4 separate regions of the Homo sapiens genome follow, and regions 1, 3 and 4 are each linked to region 2. Evidence: chromatin loops called from intact Hi-C (ENCODE). Cell type or tissue: endothelial cell of umbilical vein. All regions are shown on one strand.

Region 1 (5,000 bases), 600 kb before region 2:
AACATAAAAATTAATCATAAGGTTGAAAAGGTTTTTGCCAGCAAGGAAAGCCACTGACGTTAGCACTGTGAGAAGAAAAAGTCTAATTTTCATCTCATGACAGCTAATCTTTCCTACTCTGCTCCATCCCCAGCTGTAGGGGAGCCTTTAAATTACTGGGAGGGAGAAATTCCTCAAACTGATGAGTTATATTCTTCCTATGAAACTTACAGTTAAAAGCAGGACTGGCACTGAACAGTGCAAGATAGCTTGCATTTTGGGCAATGTTATTAACGAATCGTTAATTTTCACTTGAGCTGAAGTTTCATTTCGAGGAACATATTTAGGTAGAGGACCTTTAATATCTGGAAGATAAGGTCTCTCTGTGTATGGAACAATCAACCAAGAACTGTTCTGTTCATAACATTGCTTGAGTTAAATAGTATACTTTTCTATGTGATATTATGATCAGCCTATGGTCAGCAGGGGAGATTGGTGATTCCACCAACAGCACTGTGTTGATGGAGTCCACCGAGAATTGAATAAGTTACTATAGGTTATTTTTATTATAAAAATTACTGGGTTTGATCTTACCTGGAACTAACTTCCTTCTAGGCATAAACTGATTTCCAGAAAGGGTGAATTCATTATTTACATCAAAGTGACGATTTGAAACTTACTATTTCTGTTTACATAATATCTAGCTTATTCACTTGGAATAGATAATATGCTTATTCAAAGTGAAGTATTACTTGCATACAAAGAGTTAATTAAGTTTAGCAGAAATCAACTTGACCTACATTGAATAAAAAGAAAATAAATAATTATAAGGCTACTGGGAGGCTTCACAGACCCCAAGTGTGGAAATAAAGGTTGACTTCATAAAGGATTTGGAAACCCCCAAAGCTTTTTATCTCAAATCTTTGTCTGGCTTCCTTTTTTCCTCATGTATTTTACTTTTAATTATTGGAAAATCAATATGCTGTGCTTCTTAGTTCATATGATTAATATTGTTTTTAACTGGGTTATAAACTTACATATTATAAACCTAAAGTCTAAAATTAATGTCTCTTAGTTCCAGTTACACATTCTTACAAGATAGAGAAAGTCCAGGTTAGATTAGGTGTTTATTTTTTGTTCATTTGATTCTGCCCAGTGAACAACCATGACATGACTACACAAAGATTGGGTAGGAGGAACATCAAATAGGAGAGCCTCTAGGCAGTTTCATCAAGAGGTATCCATTACAAGGCATAAAAATCAAATCGCAATCAGGAACTGGCAAAACACAGACAAAAACAACAAATGAACAACAATTCCTTCCCCGAATAAAATTCTGCTCTACGATGATTACTTTGAAATGAAAGAACAATAGGTATGTTATTTCCACTGATTACAAAGTACCAGATGGTGAAGGTGTCTGGCCATGTAAATATAAATTTTCTTATTTAGTTATATTAATTTAGTTGTTATTAATATCATATTGCATAGTACCAGAATTGTATCTAACAATATCAAATATAATAATTGATAAGAATGGAATCCCAATTCAGATGAAATATGCATGATTTCTCTACAAAACATTACTGTGACCTTGTTGCTAATTCAGTTTGTTTATGTAATAACACATGTAAAGTGCTTAAGTTATTAGAAATTAGATAAAATCGTTTGACGTTATGATGTATGGTATTTTGTATTTATTTTATTAGGAATTATTATAAATCTTTTTTCTTCTAAAATTTTAGATTTGAAAAACAATGAACACCTAGCTGTAAATTAAGGGAGATCGTAACTATACATTTAAAAAATAAATTAAATTTAAAAATATGTGTAAGACTTAGTAGTCATTCTAGAATCAAATTGCCCCTGAGAAAATTTAGAAACCAATAGAATTCCATGATGAATATCCTAACACTAAGTTATTTATCTTTGCTCTACTACACTTAGCCTAGGACTAGTATGCAGATGATACTTATTAAAATTTTTCAAACAAAAATGAAACTAGGAAATACAATGATAGTGATGTCAGCAAGATGGTAGAATAGGAAGTTCCAGACCTTATACCTTCACAAAAATTCTGGCTTAACAACACATGGTCCAAAAGCCTTAAAGCCCTTAGGAGAACTCTAGAAACCAAGTAAAAAGTCTCAGTACCCCCAGGTGAGCTCTAAGGTAAGAATAGCAACATGGAAATGGGAAGAGAATGCATTTTATTTTACCCATGGTAAGCCTTCCCTCAAGTAAGTACAGCTCAGCACAATTGGAAGTAGACACCCAACTAACAGTTTCTTCCTTGGGAAGGAAGTAGAAGTAGACATATGTCTAACATTCTAGCGTTTGGGGGACTACCTGAGAAACTAGTTTCTGTCTCGTCTAATTGGGAATGTTAATGGGGAGTGCTAACTAGTTTCTGTCTCGTCTGATTGGGAGACCAAACCTAGGATGTGTGGAGGTCACTGAGAAAAAGAGAGAGCTTGGTGGCTTGCTGCAGTACCAGAGAAGCTGCAGTACCACAAAGAGATGCCAAAGAGATGCCAACACAGCTTGGCACAATCAGAAGAGAATATCCAGCTGTGGCTTCTCCCTTGGGTTGGAAAGTGAAGAGTGAAATGTGTGTCCAACATTATGTCTTTTCAGGGATTGCCTGGTGGACTGGTTCTGTCCCACCTGACTTGGGGTACTGATGGGACTGAACTACTTTGGATGCCTCAGGGCCACTGACAAGAGTTCAGGGGCTTGTTGCACCAGAGCACTTGCAGTACTGCAGATATACACAAGAGGGAGCAAGAAATTACAAGTTCCTGATAAAACAAGAAACTTCTCCCATTGGGAAATTATATGCATGATTCCCAGAAAAAGCTTGAGAGACCCTCAGGCTCTCTAATCAAGATGATTGGTGAAGGGTTTTCCCTATAAGAATCCAGACCATGAAAATTGAGAGAGGTGGCTGTTTTTTCAAGTGCACAAATTCCAGAAAATAATACCACGTACAAAGAAATAGGTAAAAATGACCCAACCGAAAGAACAAAATAAATCTCAAAAACCCACCTGAAAGAAAAGATGATGTATCAATTACCTGACAAACAATTCAAAATAATTGTTTTAAAGAAGCTGAATGAAGTATCAGAGGATACAGACAGAAAGCTAAACAATCAAGAAAATGATACATGAACAAAATTAGAACATTAACAAAGAAATAGAAACTAAAACACAGAACCAAGTTCTGTTTGTCAGTGACATGATCTTATATGTAGAAAATCCTAAAAATTTCAGAAAACCCCAAAACTGTCAGAAGTAATAAACACATTTGCAAAGTTATAGGGTACAAAACCAAAATGCAAAAAATTAATTCTGTTTGTATATAGTAATAATAATCTGCAAAAATTAAAAAAATTCAATAGCATCAAAAAGAATAAAACACTTAGAGATAAACTTAACCAAAGAGGCAAAAGATTTGTACACTGAAAACTAGAAAACAATGCTGAAAGAAATTTAAAAAGTCACACATAAATGGGAAAAAATTTCATGTTCATAGAGTGAAAGACTTAATATTGTTGAAATATCCACACTCTCCAAAGTAATCTACATATTCAAAATAATCCCTATCAAAATTTAAATTTCCATTTTTGTAGAAATAGAAAAAATACTACAATTAATATGAAATACCAAAGAAATCTAAATAGCCACAACAATTTTGAGAAATAAAAACAAAGCTAGAAGCCTCACACTTTATAATACAAAACATATTAGAAAGACACAGTAATCAAAACAGTATGGCACGTGCATAAAAACAGACATATAGACCAATGGAACAAAATAAAGACCCCAGAAAAAAATTTTTTATATATGGTCAAATAACCTTTGACAAAGCTTCCAAGAATACACAGTGGGGAAAGGATAGTCTCTTCAACAAATGCTATTGGGAAAATTGAATATTCATATGCAAAAGAATGAACTGGACCTTTACCCTACACAATATACAAGAGTTAACTCAAAATGGATTAAAGATCTAAACATAAGACCTAAAAATACAAAATTCGTAAAAGGAAACACGGGAGAATCTTCATAACATTGAATTTAACAATAATTTCTTGGATGTGACACCAAAAGCATAGGCAAAAAAAGCACAAAAATAGATAGATGAGACCAGGTCAAACTTAAAACCTTCTGGGCAACAAAGGAAATAATCAACAACATGAACAGTCAGTGTAAGGAATGGGAGAAAATATTTGCAAACCATATGTCTGATATGGTATTAATATCTAGAATATATAAACAACTTCTATAACTGAGCAATAAAATAACAAATACCCTAGTTAAAAAATAGACAAAGGACTTGAATAGACATTAAGAATATAGGTAAATGGCCAACAAAAATATGTAAAGATTCTTAACATCCCTAATTATCAGGGATATGCAAATCAAACCCACAATGAGTTATCACTTCACACCCTTTAGGAGGACCGTTATAAAAAAAATAGACCAACAGAAAATAACAAGTATGACAATGATGGGGAGAAATTGAAACCCTTGTACATTGTTGGTAAGAATGTAAAATGGTGCATTCATTTTACATTCTTGGAAACAGTATGGTGGTTCTTCATAAAAATTAAAAATACAATTACCACACCATCTAGCAATCTCACTCTGAGTATATATCCAAAAGAATTGAAATTAGCATCTCAATGATATATTTGCATATATGTGTATACATATATAATGGAATATTATTCAGGCTTAAAAAATAAAAAAATTCTGTCACATGAATTACTCTTGAAGACATTATGGTAGGTGAAATAAGCCAATCACAAAAAGATAAATTCTGTATGTTCCACTCATATGAGGTACCTAACATAGTCAAACTCTTAGCTAACATAGTCAGACTCTTAGAAACTAAGTAGAATGGTGGTTTTTAGTGGCTGGGTCAGGGGAAAAAGGAGAGTTATTCAGTAGGCATTGAGTTTAAGTTTTGCAAGATGAAAATTTTCTAGGACTCCATTGACCAACAATGTGCATATAGT
Region 2 (5,000 bases):
TTTCTTTGTTTTCTGTAAAATATTTTATAAAATCTGTATCCTTAGAAGCAGGTATTTAGAATGATTTGTAGAATATCAAAATAATTTTATAACAGTATATTGTTTACAGGTAAATTGACATTATAGTAAAATTAAAATATGATAACCTAAGAAAATCTTATTTTATCATTATCTCTTCTTACAGTTAGAAATCCAAGCCCCTCCTGGTACTATAGTTGGTTACGTTACGCAGAAGTGGGACCCCTTTCTGCCTAAATTCACAATCCAAAATGCAAACAAAGAAGATATTTTGAAAATTGTTGGTCCTTGTGTGACATGTGGCTGTTTTGGCGATGTGGATTTTGAGGTACAATTGACAAAATGAAAGAAGTTTTCATTTAGGTCCTGATTTTTTTTTGCAACATAATTCAATTTTTTTATGTTCAAATTAATTTCATTTAAAATAAGTTCAGAAAATGACATATTTGTAATATAATGTAATCAGCCCATATTGTACATGCTAAGAATAGGAATATGTAAATCCAGAGATATAAAGTCCAAGGATTTTTTAAAAATAATATTACAAAATTTATCACCTTGGCCATCATATCTGTCATAGACCAGTGTAAGTATTATCCAAAGTAATATTAATAAATTTTACTATAATAAAAGCATGTTTAGCTAAATATAATTCTATGTGTTCTATGGACAAAGCTACTATATCTCTTTGATTAGAATAGTAAATGTGTTGCTATTTTAATGTGTGCAAGACTTTGAACATCAAAAATTTTTGGACACATAGCTTTGCCTTTTTAAGATAACCAATATTTCCTGATTTTGAAAATTAGCACTTCATTCTTGTTTCAGTATGTTTTATTTATGTAGAATCACAGGACACATGGCAATAAAGCCAATATATACAGTTTAGAATCACCTAAATTATGTATCTTCTTTCCTATGGGCCTTGAGATCACATATCCCAGTTTAGATCTCATTTCAGCAGCACGTTACATTAAAACAGCATTAACTCAAAAGCTGTGTTTCTAAGACTTGCTAAGTTAGTTTTGTAAAAAAAACAAAAAAAAAAAACAAAAAAAAACCTTATTCTCGTATTTGTATAAATTGAATATTTAAAAAATAGAAAGTTGTAAATTTGATCTGTAGCAATATAAACTATCTTAACAGGTTGTCCTGGACATACAACTTAGGTAGAGGAGACAGCCTAATTGAAAGTGTATATTTATTTTTCATCCATTCATACATAAATATCTCAGCAAGGGCATTTAGTTCTCAGGACTTCAGGAAACACTATGCACGTAGAATACAATGCAAATTTTGCAAACTGAGCTGTTCCAACTTCACCCTATCCCCAAAGGATTTGGCATGACTTTCCTACGAGTAATATGATTGAGGAGGACTTTAAACATAAGAGTTTTAGCATTCATGCTATAGAAATGTCCTAAGTAACCCTCTCTATTCTCTATCTTTTACTACCCTGAAAAAAGTGATAGTTTCTCTTGAATTACTTTCAGCATCAGGATGGGAAGCAGAATAAACAAACAAATAGCTGATAAAGTTGATTTGTGAACTCCTTCTAGCTGAGAAGGACTGATTGATGTCTAGTTGGTCTTAACTTCCTATATGGTACATTAACCAGGAGGATTTTTTTAATGTAAAAATAGGATTTAGGATTTGTTAGAAAGTATTGACCTAATAAATGTCTGAGTATAATATAAAAATGTGATTTAACAATGGCCAATAATATTTAAATGTTTTAATAATTATAAAATTTTAGCAACTGAAATTTGAAAGTTTACAAATTATGCCTAGAAATTAATTTAATTCCTTCTGAAATATTTTTTCAAACATATCTTCTTTTACATTTTTAAGATGGAGAATTCAGGTTTAAAATCTGGACCTCAAGTAAAGAAATCGCCTTCATGCTTAGATGATACAATTGAACTATGTACCTGCTGCCATCTTGTGGTGGCTGAGCCTTAATTATTTATCCTGATATTCTCCATCTGCATACAAAAAAGAAAAAGAATTATGATGGACTAGAAAACTGTCAAAAAAGCAAAGTTTCTAAAAAGTAAACTGAAAAGCTAAATTTACAAACCTATGCTTATATGATGGAATGAATAACATGGAATTGTCATTTTGAAGATGACAAATAAAATAATTCAAATCTCTCATGAAGTAAACACCCTCAGAAGTATAAAACCAACTTTTTTCACTGTCAAATTTAATACTCCTTATTTTCTTTCTAAAGGTGAAAACCATTAATGAAAAGCTTACAATTGGGAAGATTTCAAAGTACTGGTCAGGATTTGTAAATGATGTCTTCACAAATGCTGACAATTTCGGAATTCATGTTCCTGCAGATCTAGATGTAACAGTCAAAGCAGCAATGATCGGTGCCTGTTTTCTCTTTGTAAGTATGGGCTTTGAGAGCATGAGTGATTTGTTATTCTCCCTCTTGCTTGTTAATTACAATATAGCCTATCCCATTTACACAGTTTTTACCCCCAAAGAGTATATTTTATTCATAGAAGGATAGCTTAGGACCAATGTTCTTCAAAAATTAGAATTTAGAACCCTGCATTTCTGTTAGGCAGCCCCTCTTCAGTGATCTCATATCCCCTTTCTCAAAGATTGAAGTGTTATCACATCCTATTCATCATTTCTTTAAAACCTAGTTTCCCCTTGCTTTTACGTTCAATTTAGATTTTTGGCTTATTTTCACTTGAACTAAAAAATATGCAAACATAAATATCACATGATTTATCCTGGATAAAGTTCCAGACTGGTTCATTGCATAATAGTGAGCTAGATGATATTAAGAATGTTGCCTTCTCAGTGTGAACATAGACACATGAAATGATTTGATGAGTTAATAGGTACCAGTTGCCATTATTTCTAAGATACTATGTTCTTGTTATTACTTTCCAACTTACAATTATATTGAAAACCTTTTCTTCTTTGGTATATGGAGATTGGTGATAGAAGAACAGAAGTCAAATAATACCTGTATCAAAATGCTTGACCTATATCCTGTTCTTAGTTTTCCCTCTAATATTTACCTAATTTCCTACCATTTTCAATGCAGCCATAAAAACTTATGGAGTTTTTATTTGTTGATATATAAACACATGTATTTTCTATAAATACATGAAAAAGATGTGTATACACAGGCACACACATAAGTGATTAAAACAAACAGCATAAGAGTTGAGAGTAGGTTGCAGACATGATGCCTTTTCCCCTAATTATATTAGTGTGCATTTCCTAAAAACAAGGAATTTTTTTACACATCACAGTACTATTGTCAAAGTCAGGCACTAAACACTGATTCAATGCTATTATCTAATCTACAGACTTTATTCGGTTTGCACTGATTTGCATAATGATGTCCTTTCTGACAATAGAAAATCCAAGATCATGAAGTATGTCCATTTTGTCACATCTCATTTGTTTCTTTTCACCTGGAACTGTTCCTAAGGGGTGTGTGTGTGTGTATATGTGTGTGCATGAACATGTGCACATGCATGTGCATTTCCCTGAGTCTCATGACATTGGCATTTTTGTTTTTGTTTTATTTTTTGTTCTATTTTTTGAGATAGAGTCTCACTCTGTCACCCAGGCTGGAGTGCAGTGGCGCAATCTTGGCTCACCACAACCTCTGCCTCCCAGGTTCAAGCGATTCTCCTGCCTCAGCCTCCCGAGTAGCTGGGATTACAGGCATGTGCCACCATACCCGGCTAATTTTTTTGTATTTTTAGTAGAGATGGGGTTTCACTGTGTTAGCCAGGATGGTCTCGATCTTCTGACCTCGTGATCCACCCGCTTTGGCCTCCCAAAGTGCTGGGATTATAGGTGTGAGCCACCTTGCCCAGCCGACATTGGCATTTTTTAAGTGCATAAGCCAATTATTTTGTAAACTGTGGCCTAATTTCAGTTTGTGTCATGGTTAGATTCAGGTTATGCACTTTTGGTAATCATGAAATTTTTATAAAGCTTAAATTCCTTCTCATGTTTTATTGTTTTCTGGGGTTTCAGAATGCTAAATCTGATTGTTTACATTAATGCCCTATTTACTGAGTCTCTTCTAATGATATTTGGAAAATATATGAACTAAAAATTATTCCCTGATGACTTCACTGAAACTCAGAATTTAATACATAGATATATATGTATATATATATGCATATATACATATACATATACATATACAAGTATGTATATTAGGATTATTTCTCCAGGATTTCAGAGGAATTATTTTAACTTACCAGTCTCCTATTATTGGTAGAAGATGGAAGTAATATCTATAGAGTGCTAGGTTTTTAAACTTACTAAGTTGTCACTTACTCTCAACTCCCATTTTCATCTGCAAATCTAACCAGCTTAGTCCACCTTGCCTGTTGCCTAATGTCATCTCTTCCCTATTCTCCTCTATCCACTGGACAGTGCTTTTAACTTGTCACCCTTCCTTTGCTTACTGTTCCCATCTTTGATCATTCTGACTTCAACACCAACCCCTCCACACACACACCCTTTCCCCAAGATCTTCATTAGGCCTTTCTGATTAAGCCCCACACTTAACGTTAATATTTAGAAATAGATCCTTTTTAATCTGCCCTACTCACCTATTTTACATAACAAGCTGATAGTTAAAATGTACTGCCAAAATTGGAACTACAGTTCTCTGTATTTTAAACCTTATCAGTTTTTCTTATTGTTTCAGAAACCCTCTAAACATATGTTCTTCTTGAAAAAGCATGTATTTCTTAGTCCATATGCTTTGAGAGATTGATGAGATGTAGGTTCCGTAAAGGTTGATCTAGGTCATACTCAAAGTGTGGTGCAAAGTGCAAGCATCTGCACCACCTAGAAGCTCGCTCAAAGCAAAGAATCTCAGATCCCACCCCAGATGCATCAGGACCTGCACTTGAACAAGATGCCCAGGTGCTTCCTCTATGCACTATAAATTTAAGAAGCACTGATCTAGATAATACCCTAAT
Region 3 (5,000 bases), 250 kb after region 2:
GGTTATGGGTATAGGATTGCATTCTAAATTCTGGTAGTTATTTGGCTGGGAGCCCTTGGACATATGTAGTTTATTTTTTAAGGGTCTCCAGCTCAGTTACCTACCCCATGTTTACTGTCCAACCCTGAAATTGGGTAGTCCACCATACATCGTCTCTGCTGGGGCAAGGTGATGCATTACTGTAACCTGTATCTGGTTCAGGGCACAGATATTTATTTGCCTGCAAGAGCTGTCTCAGATTTTCTAAATTCCCACAAGGTAAAACTTGGCAGGCATTAAATTTTATACTCTGGGGTTCTACTGTTTTGGTCACATTAATTATCAACCTGATTGAGTAGGGAGGAGTCCCCTGCCAGTTTCCATTTTGATGTTTTGCTCTTTGTATAGTACTCCATCTTGGCCATATTAACTTCTAGAAATGGGGCTAGTCCATGTTTTCTTTCTAGATTTTTCTTAGAGTTAACTTTAAGGATTTCTTAGGTGACCAATGCACTTTCCAGTGATCTTTTTCCCTCCCTTCAAGGGTCTCTTTTACCAGTCCCTTGACTCAAGTATAGTGAGTCCACCCCCATTCAGCTGTTCGCATGGCAGTCTCAGTGGTCAGGAGCCCTTGATAGGGATCTTCCCACCTTTGGTGGAGCTTGTCCTCTTTCCAGCTCTTAATCAGCACCAAGTTGTCAGGCTGGGCGTGGTGAACCATGTGGTGAACTTAACTGCTGTAGCTGCCCCAGGTGTGCCTGCCTACCAGACACTTGACATTGAGTTTGAGTCAGAAGTCCTTTTAACCTAAGGGATGACAGGGTGGAGGATATAGCCAGTATATAATTTCTTAAAAATTAGTCCTTGGTAGCTTGGGTGACAGAGCGAGACTCTGTCTCAAAAAAAAAAAAAAAAAAAAAAAAAAAAATTAGTCCTTGGTTTCCATAGTAGGAAGATCTGTAGCCCTGCACAAATATGGGAGTCCATATAGTAAGTCATAGGGGGACAATCCCAAGTATTCTCTTGGGCCTAATCCTCAGGAGTGCTATTTGGAGATATTTGGTCCAAGGCATTTTAGTTTCTAAGATTAGTTTGGTGATACGCTTTTTGAGAGTTTGTTTCATTCTTTCTACCTTTCCAGAGAAGGAGGATGCCAAGGGGCATAATAATCCCATTTAATTTGTAAACCTTCCATAATTTCCCTTAACACCCTTAAGGTAAAGTGGCTCCCATTGTCTGAATCAATATTTTCCACCAGGCCAAATCTAGGTACAATCTGTTCTAATATTATTTTGACCACATTTCTGGCAGTGGCTGTTGGAAGGGGAAAGTCTTCCACCCAGCCAGAAAGGAGATCTACGATCACCAGTAAATACTTTAGTCTTCCAACTTTGGGCATTTCTGTGAAATCTACTTGAATGCTTTGAAATCGTCTTAGTCCAGGAGGTCTTCCTCCCATGGCCTGTTTTCTAATCACCTTTTTCTTCATCTTTTGACAAGTTACACAAGTTCCATATGCTTATTTAGTGAGGGTATAAATTCCTATACACACATAATTTCTAAGTATTGCATTACACAGAGGCTGGGGTCCCCAGTGACTCCCTTTGTATAATATAGACATTAGTTCTTTCATCAGGGGTTTACTGACACCAGCTGTCTCACACTGTCCACCTTTATCTCGGCCGTCTGCTCCAGTTCTGTGACTCCTGCTGCCCCTATTCCTGCAGCTGCACTCCCTGGTCTGCAAGGCCACATCTTAGTAACAAAGTTAGCCTTCAAAAGGCCTTGCCCTACTGGATCCTCCAGATCTAATCCAGAGTATTTTCTATCTGATCTCTGAGCCTCTGCAGGAATGCAGAGGGAGTTTCCTCTTTTTCTTGTTGAATTTCGAATGCCTTTGAGACATTTTGTGTTCAAGAGTGGACTCTTTGATCCCTTTAATTATTAGTTCCCTGAGGTTCTGCATTTGGGCCTGGTCCCTGGGATCATTATTATCCCATTTGGGTTCTACATTTGGAAATTTTTATTTGGCTGGCAACACTCCTTGCCCAGGAGGGTGTTGCCTCTCCCAGATAGTCATGACCACTCTCCTAATCATTTTCCTTTCTTCTCCTGTGAACAGGATATTCATGATGGACATCAATTCAGCCCAGGTGTAAAAGCCGGTCTTCTAAATAAAAGGGATCTTCTAGGAGTGGTTTCATTTCCTCTTGAAATTCCTAACTTCAGTACTTGTAAGAGGAGCATTTACAAAGACAATCCCTCCCCATCCCATGGGAACTTCCCTAAGAGGGAACATGCTAGATATCTGCTGTGTGGAAGGGATAGGGAAGTTCTCAATATCCCTCTTACACTATTCTAATTCTTTTCTTAAATTTGGATAAGGATTTAAGGGAGCAGTTGGTTCATCTCCCCCATGGTCTCCAGGTCACCTTCCTCTAACCCACCTGTTGCTCCTTGATATTCTTATGCCCAATTTTGTGAGACATAGGCAGGGGGCGAGCATGATAGGGGGTCCCAAGGCTTTTCAGTGGATGAGGGCTCTTTACTAGACTTTTCTTCTGCTTCTTCTTCTTTGAGGGGGAACATGGCAGCTAATTCCTTGATCCAGCAGAAAGCGTAACCTATCTCTTCTTGTGAGGATGCGGTTTTATCATTCATACAGAGAGTTAAAGTTTGGCACACCCAGTCTTCATCTGAGCCAAACTTAGGCCAAAAGACTGTAGGCTTATGAATGGGGTCTTTGGGCCAGATAAAACAGCAATACTTTATCATCTTTTGCTATTTCTTGTCCCTGGTTCGAGGGTTGTCCCTCAAACCTGCAACATGCTCCCCAAAGGACTATCCGGGGGAATGTCAGAGGGAGTCTCTTTGGCTCCCTCCTTCCTTTGTCTCTTAGGCCTAGAATTCCTGTTTCCCATTTTCAGTCTCTGTGTCTGAGCTTTTCCCTGTGTACTCAGCCCCCCCCACTGGAGGTTTCTTGCACACCCCAAGAATTGCTTTGTCCATGTCCAGCCGTGTTTCCCTTGCAGGAGAACAGAACTGCAGATTGGGACTCCGCACTCGCTTTGTATGCTGGATACATCTCAGTTACACACACTTAACCTCCAAAAATGCCCAACCACCATGGCACTACTTACAGTCCAATTTTCCTACTTCGGCTCATGCACGAAGTTGCCTGGTTGCTGTGGGGCTTGCTTTTCTCCCTGTGTCACTTCCGATGCCTCCTGAATAACAGTCTCAGTTTTGTCTGTGGCCTCTGTCGGGAGCCAGGTGCCCAGAAAGACCAGGTCACCTACATTGGGTGGGATATGTCTCCTTTCTCAGCTAGAGTCCCACTCCATGCAGGCACAGAGATCCCAGACGAGCCCTCAGATTTGTAGAAAACATGCTCACCCATCCAAACCCAAAGAATGGATTCAGAGGCACAAAGAACAGAGAAAGTGAGACTTTTAATAGCAGTCTTGCAAGATCAAGTGTCTGGTAGGCAGGCACACCTGGGGTAGCTACAGCAGGTAATTTATCTCCTAGCATGCAATTTATCTCCTAGCATGCAAGTCCCTCCCCTAGTTCCTAATGGGTCGAGTACTATGGTGTTACAATCTTCCCAGATGTCGCCTGAGTTTTATTATCCCCCTTATAAGGTTATACCTAAGTCCCCCTTCCCCGTTAAGTTTTGATTTCCCAATAATGAAACTTTCTTCTCTTTTATGGGCTGATCCCTCCTCTTCATTCTGTTCACTTATTATGACTTTCTAACAGAATGAGCCATGCGGTTTGTTACATCCGCAGGCTGGCTGCCAGTGCTAGATTTATCATGCCTTGAAAATGGACCATCTAAAATATTTTCTCACAATTATGAATTCTCAGAGGACAAACCTTTAGCACAGGCCCAGAGAGGCTTTCATTTACTTCTCATTTGCCAGTGGAAGAATGTTATCTATTCCACCCTTTATATTGGAATGTGTCCCTTTAAGGGTTCCCATTTTATTGGGGGTCTCTATTACAGTACCCTTCTTGCTCAAGCCCAAGCCCTCACAACTGCCTAGCCATGACTGGTAAATCAGATCCCCGTTCTAAGGAAGGTGGGCAACTCTTTCTCTTGCAGAAGCCAAAGACAGTGTTAGTCTTTTGTGTAACACTCAGATTTTTCAGATTGTTTCTTACTTTTTGGCCCCATGGATTTCTCTAAATTTCCTTGGAGCTCAACTTTGCATGCATATAGGTTTTAATTATGCTTAGCTCAGACTTTCAGGTTTTTACATGATATACTTTGCAACACTGTCAAATATGGATGTGACATAATTGTTAAAAACACATACAGATTTTAATGTAAGGAACACAGGAGAGAGAATGTTCTAACATCAACATAAAAATTAAAATAATGTTCTGGTTTTGAATTATGATTTTTGGCAATAATTTAAAAGGTACTCCTTCACTTTCTATTTGAAAAGACATGTATGATATTTATGTTATCATACTATAGAATTTCAAAACCTTTGAAAATGTTTATTTCCAGTACTGTTTCATTATCCCAGCCTACATCTTTCTCCCATGCTGGATGCTTCCTGCCCTTGAACGTCAGACTCCAAGTTCTCCAGTTTTGAGACTCAGACTGGCTCTCCTTGCTCCCCAAGCTTGCAGGCAACCTATTGTAGGACCTTGTGATTGTGTAAGTTAATACTTAATAAACTCCCCTTTATAATAAATAAATATGTGTATATATATTTATATATCCTGTTAGTTCTGTTCCTCTAGGGAAACCTGACTAATACTAATACAGGTAACCAATCATTAAATTATTATACTAGCAACTGTTTTGCAATCCAGGCACAGAAAAATTTATCTTGGAGAAATTACTGAAACTGATTTTCTTGAAAGTTTCAAAAACATGTTTTCTCAGTTGTCTTAGCTAACAGTAACTATTATTTGTTCTGTTTTTGTTAAAATCTAGGAAAAACAGATTTAAAAGATATGTTAGAAACTCTTGCTTATGCAAGGATGGGCAGATGAGAAACACC
Region 4 (5,000 bases), 520 kb after region 2:
AACTAATTTGAATAAATGGAAGCATATGGATGTCAATAGTAACCGTGTGTGTGTGCGCATGTGTGTGTATGTGTATACATACATTACCAAGGTGCTTTAAATGCTCACCGTGGTAGAATTTTTTCTAATTCTTAATGCGCATAGGAATCAATATGAATATTTTCCTTAATATAGATACTTCAGTAGTCATCCAGTGCATTAATCTTCATTCTGCTTCATCTTTGAAAACACTAGTAATTTATCTGTATTGGTAACTTAACTAAGAGGTCAAATATCCTTCTATGGAATAGAAATGTGGAAAACAATGAACATATGAGTTGAGTGGTCCATCCTCGTCACAGAATCTCTTTATGTACTCACTTCTGTTTTCCTGTCTGACATACGTATGTCTTGATTTATTTGCTTTTTATGCCCTAAAGCCCATTTTACATGACATGCTGGTAACTTGTCATTCATTTGGAATTTGGAATGGTTATTCAACAGATGTCTTAAAGTTTCAGAAGAGCCCAGTAGAATTTTTAGTCATAATTGAGTCTGTGTAAATAACTCCCTCTGACTAGACTAGAGGTTAACTGTTGCGGAATATTGAAGTCTTCAAGACTTCATGAAAGCAGTGTATCAAACAGAACTGTTTGTTTTGTGGTCTTTTAGAATAGCAAGCCACAGCATTATTTAAGAATAATTATTAACAAAAAGCCATTGGGAAGAAAAATAGGGAAATGTATAAAACTTTTTAATGCAATGAGTTTTGGATTAAAATAGAAGTACACTAAGAAATAATGAGAAGAGAAAATTGTACATGTAGAAATGCTTTAAAAATGTGAAGTATTGCATAATTACATTATTTTGATAAAATAAATTAGACTGGGAATGTAAGTAAACAGGCTAGGGATTTGTGAACTTTATAAGTCTTAAATCTTTCTAATAGCATTTAAAAATGTACGCAACATCACTGTTCATCAGAGAAATGCCAATCAAAACTACAGTGAGATATTATCTCACCCTAATTAGAATGTCTTATATTCAAAAGACAGGCAATAACAAATGCTTGAGAGGATGTGGAGAAAAGGGACCCCTCCACATTGGGACCACTGCTGTTGAGAATGTAATTAATTACAACCACTATGGAGTACAGTTTGGAGGTTCCTCAAAAAAACTAAAAATGGAGCTGCCATATGATACAGCAATTCCAGTGCTTGATATATACCCAGAAGAAAAAGAAATCAGTGTGCCGAAGCAATATCTGCACTCCTGTGTTTGTTGCAGCACTGTTCACAATAGGTAAGATTTGGAGACAGCCTAAATGTCCATCCACAGATGTATGGATATATTTTTGTTTTATTCTTAATATATTAAAATAGATCAGGAAACATTCATTTGGAAAAGTGGTTTCATTCCTGACAGATATTATTGAAGTGGTGGTAATGTTTGTTTATTTAATAATTCAAGAGACGATGAGTTTAGCATGCTAGTCTATCTTCACTGAAATTTGGTTGACTCAAAATCTGAATACTCTCTTTTGAAAATTAGAAGTTTCTGCCTGTTTAACAATACAAAACACAAATAATCAACTGAAAGAATTATTTTAGAAGATATAATGGATGATCCTCTAGTCAATATTGGATAACAAAATAAGGATGTAATGTAACCATTACATTTTGTAATGGTTAATGAATTATTCTGTGATTAATTACAAAATAATTTTGAAAGACATTTTAACACTGGTTTAAAGTCACTAAATCTGGGATCGTGATGTGAAATGACAGAATAATTCTGCATCTACTGAAGACAATTTATATATGATAAAGCTCAATAACTGCTAAGTGAGAACTGGACAAATTAAATGATAGTTTTCTTCTGATAATTAATGTTTGGAGAATTGATTAATTTTAAATAGTGCATATTTGCAAGATGAGATTATCCTATTTTATTAAATTATTTTCGTCTGTATTTACATAGTTTTTGTATCTTACAAATCTTGCCAAATTGTGACATCACAGCTCCACCTTGTGGTCAAAATAGTTAGCTAAATTTAAAGCAAATGCAAGAGCTTTATAAAATCATGCTATCAAATTTTTTCCCAAAGGCTAATACTAATAAAATGATAAATATTGGATGCTTTTATTCAGGAATTATTTATATATTTTTAAGTATGATACAATACAACATTTTAAAAGGAAGAATTGTGACACCTTATTCTGAAATAAGGAGTAGCTAGCATATTTCTAGTTAATACTGTTGAAGTGATTTGTTTTCTGTTTTTATCTAATTTGTAAACTGCTAATCTATGTTCAATAGAGAATATTTACTTGGATTAATAATAAAATAAGCATAAGAGTAGTCAGATTCGACTACAACTGATAAAGCAATTTGTTTAGAGTAGATAAAATTACTTAATTTACATAATATTAAAACAACAGCTCCATAGGGTCCTATTGTAAAAACAAAATTTTAAAAATTGTTCTTTGTTAGGAAAAGGTCAATAGTAATTTTTCTTTATTATCAGTACGGAACTGGTAAGTGCAACAATGAGGACAAGAGTCTTGTAGTAAAATTTGGGTGATTCAGATACTGTGAAAGTTACAATCCTTGTTTTGACTTTTTGAAGATTAACAAAATTTATTCCTGCTGAAGTTATGCACTAAATTAGTTCTAATTTACTCCAGCTGTTGCACATTTACTTACTGACCACACAGCCACGCTGATCACCCTTTTCTTCCTTTGGGTCACTTAGTGTCTTGGCTGCTGGATGAAATCAAGGGGATCTTCAGCTAATGCTAGAGTGGCATCATTGATTTTCATATTGTCTCAGACAGCTTTCCCATTGACCTATGAGCCAAGAGGAGAGGGAATTTTAAAAATATGTGTTTTTGAAACGATTTTGTGCCTGTGATAGCAAGTCGACAAAGATGGTCCTCAATGAACCATGCCTCCCAGTACTCATACCATTGTGAACCCAGGTGGGTCCTTTGTAACCAATAGAATGCAGTAGAAGTGACTGCCTAATTTCCACATTGAGTTATGAGAAGCTTTGTGGTTTTGAGCTCTTGGAACATTTACTGTTAGGGCATTCTCTGTAGAATCCAGGTACCATGCTGTGCCCATGCCACATGGCAAGGCCATGTGCAAGCACTGTGGCCAACAGCTGAAACCAAGCTCCTGCATCAACTTCTACCACATGAGTGAATTATTTGGACATCAGTCCCAGACAAATCCCAGTTCAGATGAATATAGCTCCTGTCAACATCTGCCTGCAACCACATGTGAGACCCCTCAGCCAAGAAACACCCAGCTGAGCTAAGCAAACCCATACAGAACTATAAAAGATGATAATTTATTGAGTCACTAAGTTTCCACATGGTTTGTTACACAAAAATGGATAACTGAAACAGGATTAATTGCCTATAATGTATCTCTAATAGGCTTTCCTTCTCAGAGCACTTTGCATACTGGATTGTTACTTACCTTTCATTCTCCTCAATAAGGCCGTGGGCTCCTTGAGGGCAAGGACTGGGTCTTATTCCACCTTTTCAGTTTTAGCATATAGTCTGGCATATAGTAGGTATTTGTGTGTTAACTGGAAGTTGGTTTTATATCTGAAATTTTATTGTATTTGAATCAAAATGATCCCTGAGGGGGAATAGGTGTTTTGAATTTAAGAGGTAGCCAAAAAATAAACCTATGTGTACTGTAGTTGTGTGAAGTAAAGATGTGTGAAATATTGTACAGTTTGTCCCTGAATAAAGGAATATGTAGGTGGCCTCAAGTTGGATACAGTGATGCACTAAGACAGTATAAAAGGAAACTGCTATCACTGTTATCCTCAGCATTCTGGGCCAAAGGACTGAGAGAGGGAGGGTTCAGTTTATGAGTAATTTGCTTAGTGTATGCTTACTGTGTGTATTTGTATTAAACATTCAATAAGTGTTTCAAATTGAATTTACTTTTATACATCTTAAAGCAGTTTTCTAAAAGGTGCTTTAAAAAGTGTTATTTTATATAGTGACTACAAATTCTATATCTTATCCTCTAAGTTTAAACTAGAAAATAGTTCTAAAATAGAAATATGTGAAGACAGTGGATTTTCAAATGCCAAGGAAAGTGTAGCTTTGATATGTACTGACTCTGGAACTAGTGTTGTTACCCCAGTTACAGATTCGATTGCCCATTGGGTGTGGCCTTTCTTGGTTTTGACCAAATGTCATTTTAACATCTATTCAGTCTGGTCTTAAAAATGTGATAAATAATGGAATGAAAACTTTATAATTTCAGAATTATGGACCTGTAGGACTCTGTTCAAAATATGAATTATTTAGGAAAGTTATAACTGTGATGATGTCAGAAAAAATAGAACTTAGAACCTCTCTTGAGGTTCTTGTGAAGTCCTATTTTTTAATCAATATAGAGGAGCTATTTTTAAAATTGGTAAGTGAATTGCCCAATCTGAGATATTTAAAAGGTACCAAAGAGCAAATTTAAGTGCATAAAGTAATAAGAATTAAGAGGGAGCAATGAGATTCAGGAGTTATGATTAATTATATTTCAAGTAGGTATGTGGAGAATGAACATAAACACATCTAACTTGCCATCTAACTTGCCATTGATTAGAGGGGTTTCATCTAATTTGGGACATTTGTTTTGACATTAAATTTTCTAATCTATTATTTTTGGACAGAATATCATCTACACTGTATTCTAGACAGTTTCATCCTCCAATAGATTTTCTTGCAAATTTTTAATCCAATGTTACATTATTTTTTTAAGTTCTAAAATGAAGACAGAACAAGAATTACAGAACATGTACTTGTCTGTATTACATAATTAATTAGTGTCCTCTCTCAGATGCTTGTAGCCCTGAATCTTAATCTTCATTGAGGGTTTACTTTTGTTGACAGTTACATGTATAGCTAGCTGAATATACGTGGGCTTCCCAGATTTCCTACCTACCAATAGTTAGGTGGGATTATGGAACTGCTTTTGGCCAGTGGCCAATGAATGGA

Evidence for each region. A loop is a pair of places that touch in the nucleus more often than their neighbours do. Peaks named below come from ENCODE experiments on the same cell type or tissue, not always from the same donor. Only the 100,000 strongest peaks of a DNase experiment are listed, where the experiment ranks them.
Region 1: a loop joins it to region 2, with 12 times the contacts of the local background. A loop is called at or near these places in 5 of 110 quality-filtered maps.
Region 3: a loop joins it to region 2, with 5 times the contacts of the local background. A loop is called at or near these places in 10 of 110 quality-filtered maps.
Region 4: a loop joins it to region 2, with 4 times the contacts of the local background. A loop is called at or near these places in 9 of 110 quality-filtered maps.

The regions. Positions count from the first base shown.
Region 1 is chr3:147,189,718-147,194,717 of GRCh38, reverse strand. No RefSeq gene overlaps it. Among named protein-coding and RNA genes, the nearest start is that of ZIC4-AS1, 190 kb to the left of the region's middle. In endothelial cell of umbilical vein, a CTCF peak has its summit at 2,714 (motif pointing right); a DNase peak (open chromatin) is centred at 2,757.
Region 2 is chr3:146,587,066-146,592,065 of GRCh38, reverse strand. PLSCR5 (phospholipid scramblase family member 5) reads left to right here. Exons shown (of 8, transcript NM_001085420.2): 5 at 185-346; 6 at 2,252-2,413. PLSCR5-AS1 (PLSCR5 antisense RNA 1) reads right to left here and starts at 2,464. Exons shown (of 2, transcript NR_046698.1): 1 at 2,278-2,464; 2 at 1,741-2,003. In endothelial cell of umbilical vein, a CTCF peak has its summit at 1,968 (motif pointing left); a DNase peak (open chromatin) is centred at 1,945.
Region 3 is chr3:146,332,302-146,337,301 of GRCh38, reverse strand. No RefSeq gene overlaps it. Among named protein-coding and RNA genes, the nearest start is that of PLSCR4, 84 kb to the right of the region's middle. In endothelial cell of umbilical vein, a CTCF peak has its summit at 2,988; a DNase peak (open chromatin) is centred at 2,941.
Region 4 is chr3:146,062,716-146,067,715 of GRCh38, reverse strand. It overlaps LNCSRLR (lncRNA sorafenib resistance in renal cell carcinoma associated), which reads left to right. Exons shown (of 2, transcript NR_146297.1): 2 at 1,031-1,372. Among named protein-coding and RNA genes, the nearest start is that of LNCSRLR, 4.0 kb to the left of the region's middle. In endothelial cell of umbilical vein, a CTCF peak has its summit at 2,007 (motif pointing left); a DNase peak (open chromatin) is centred at 2,005.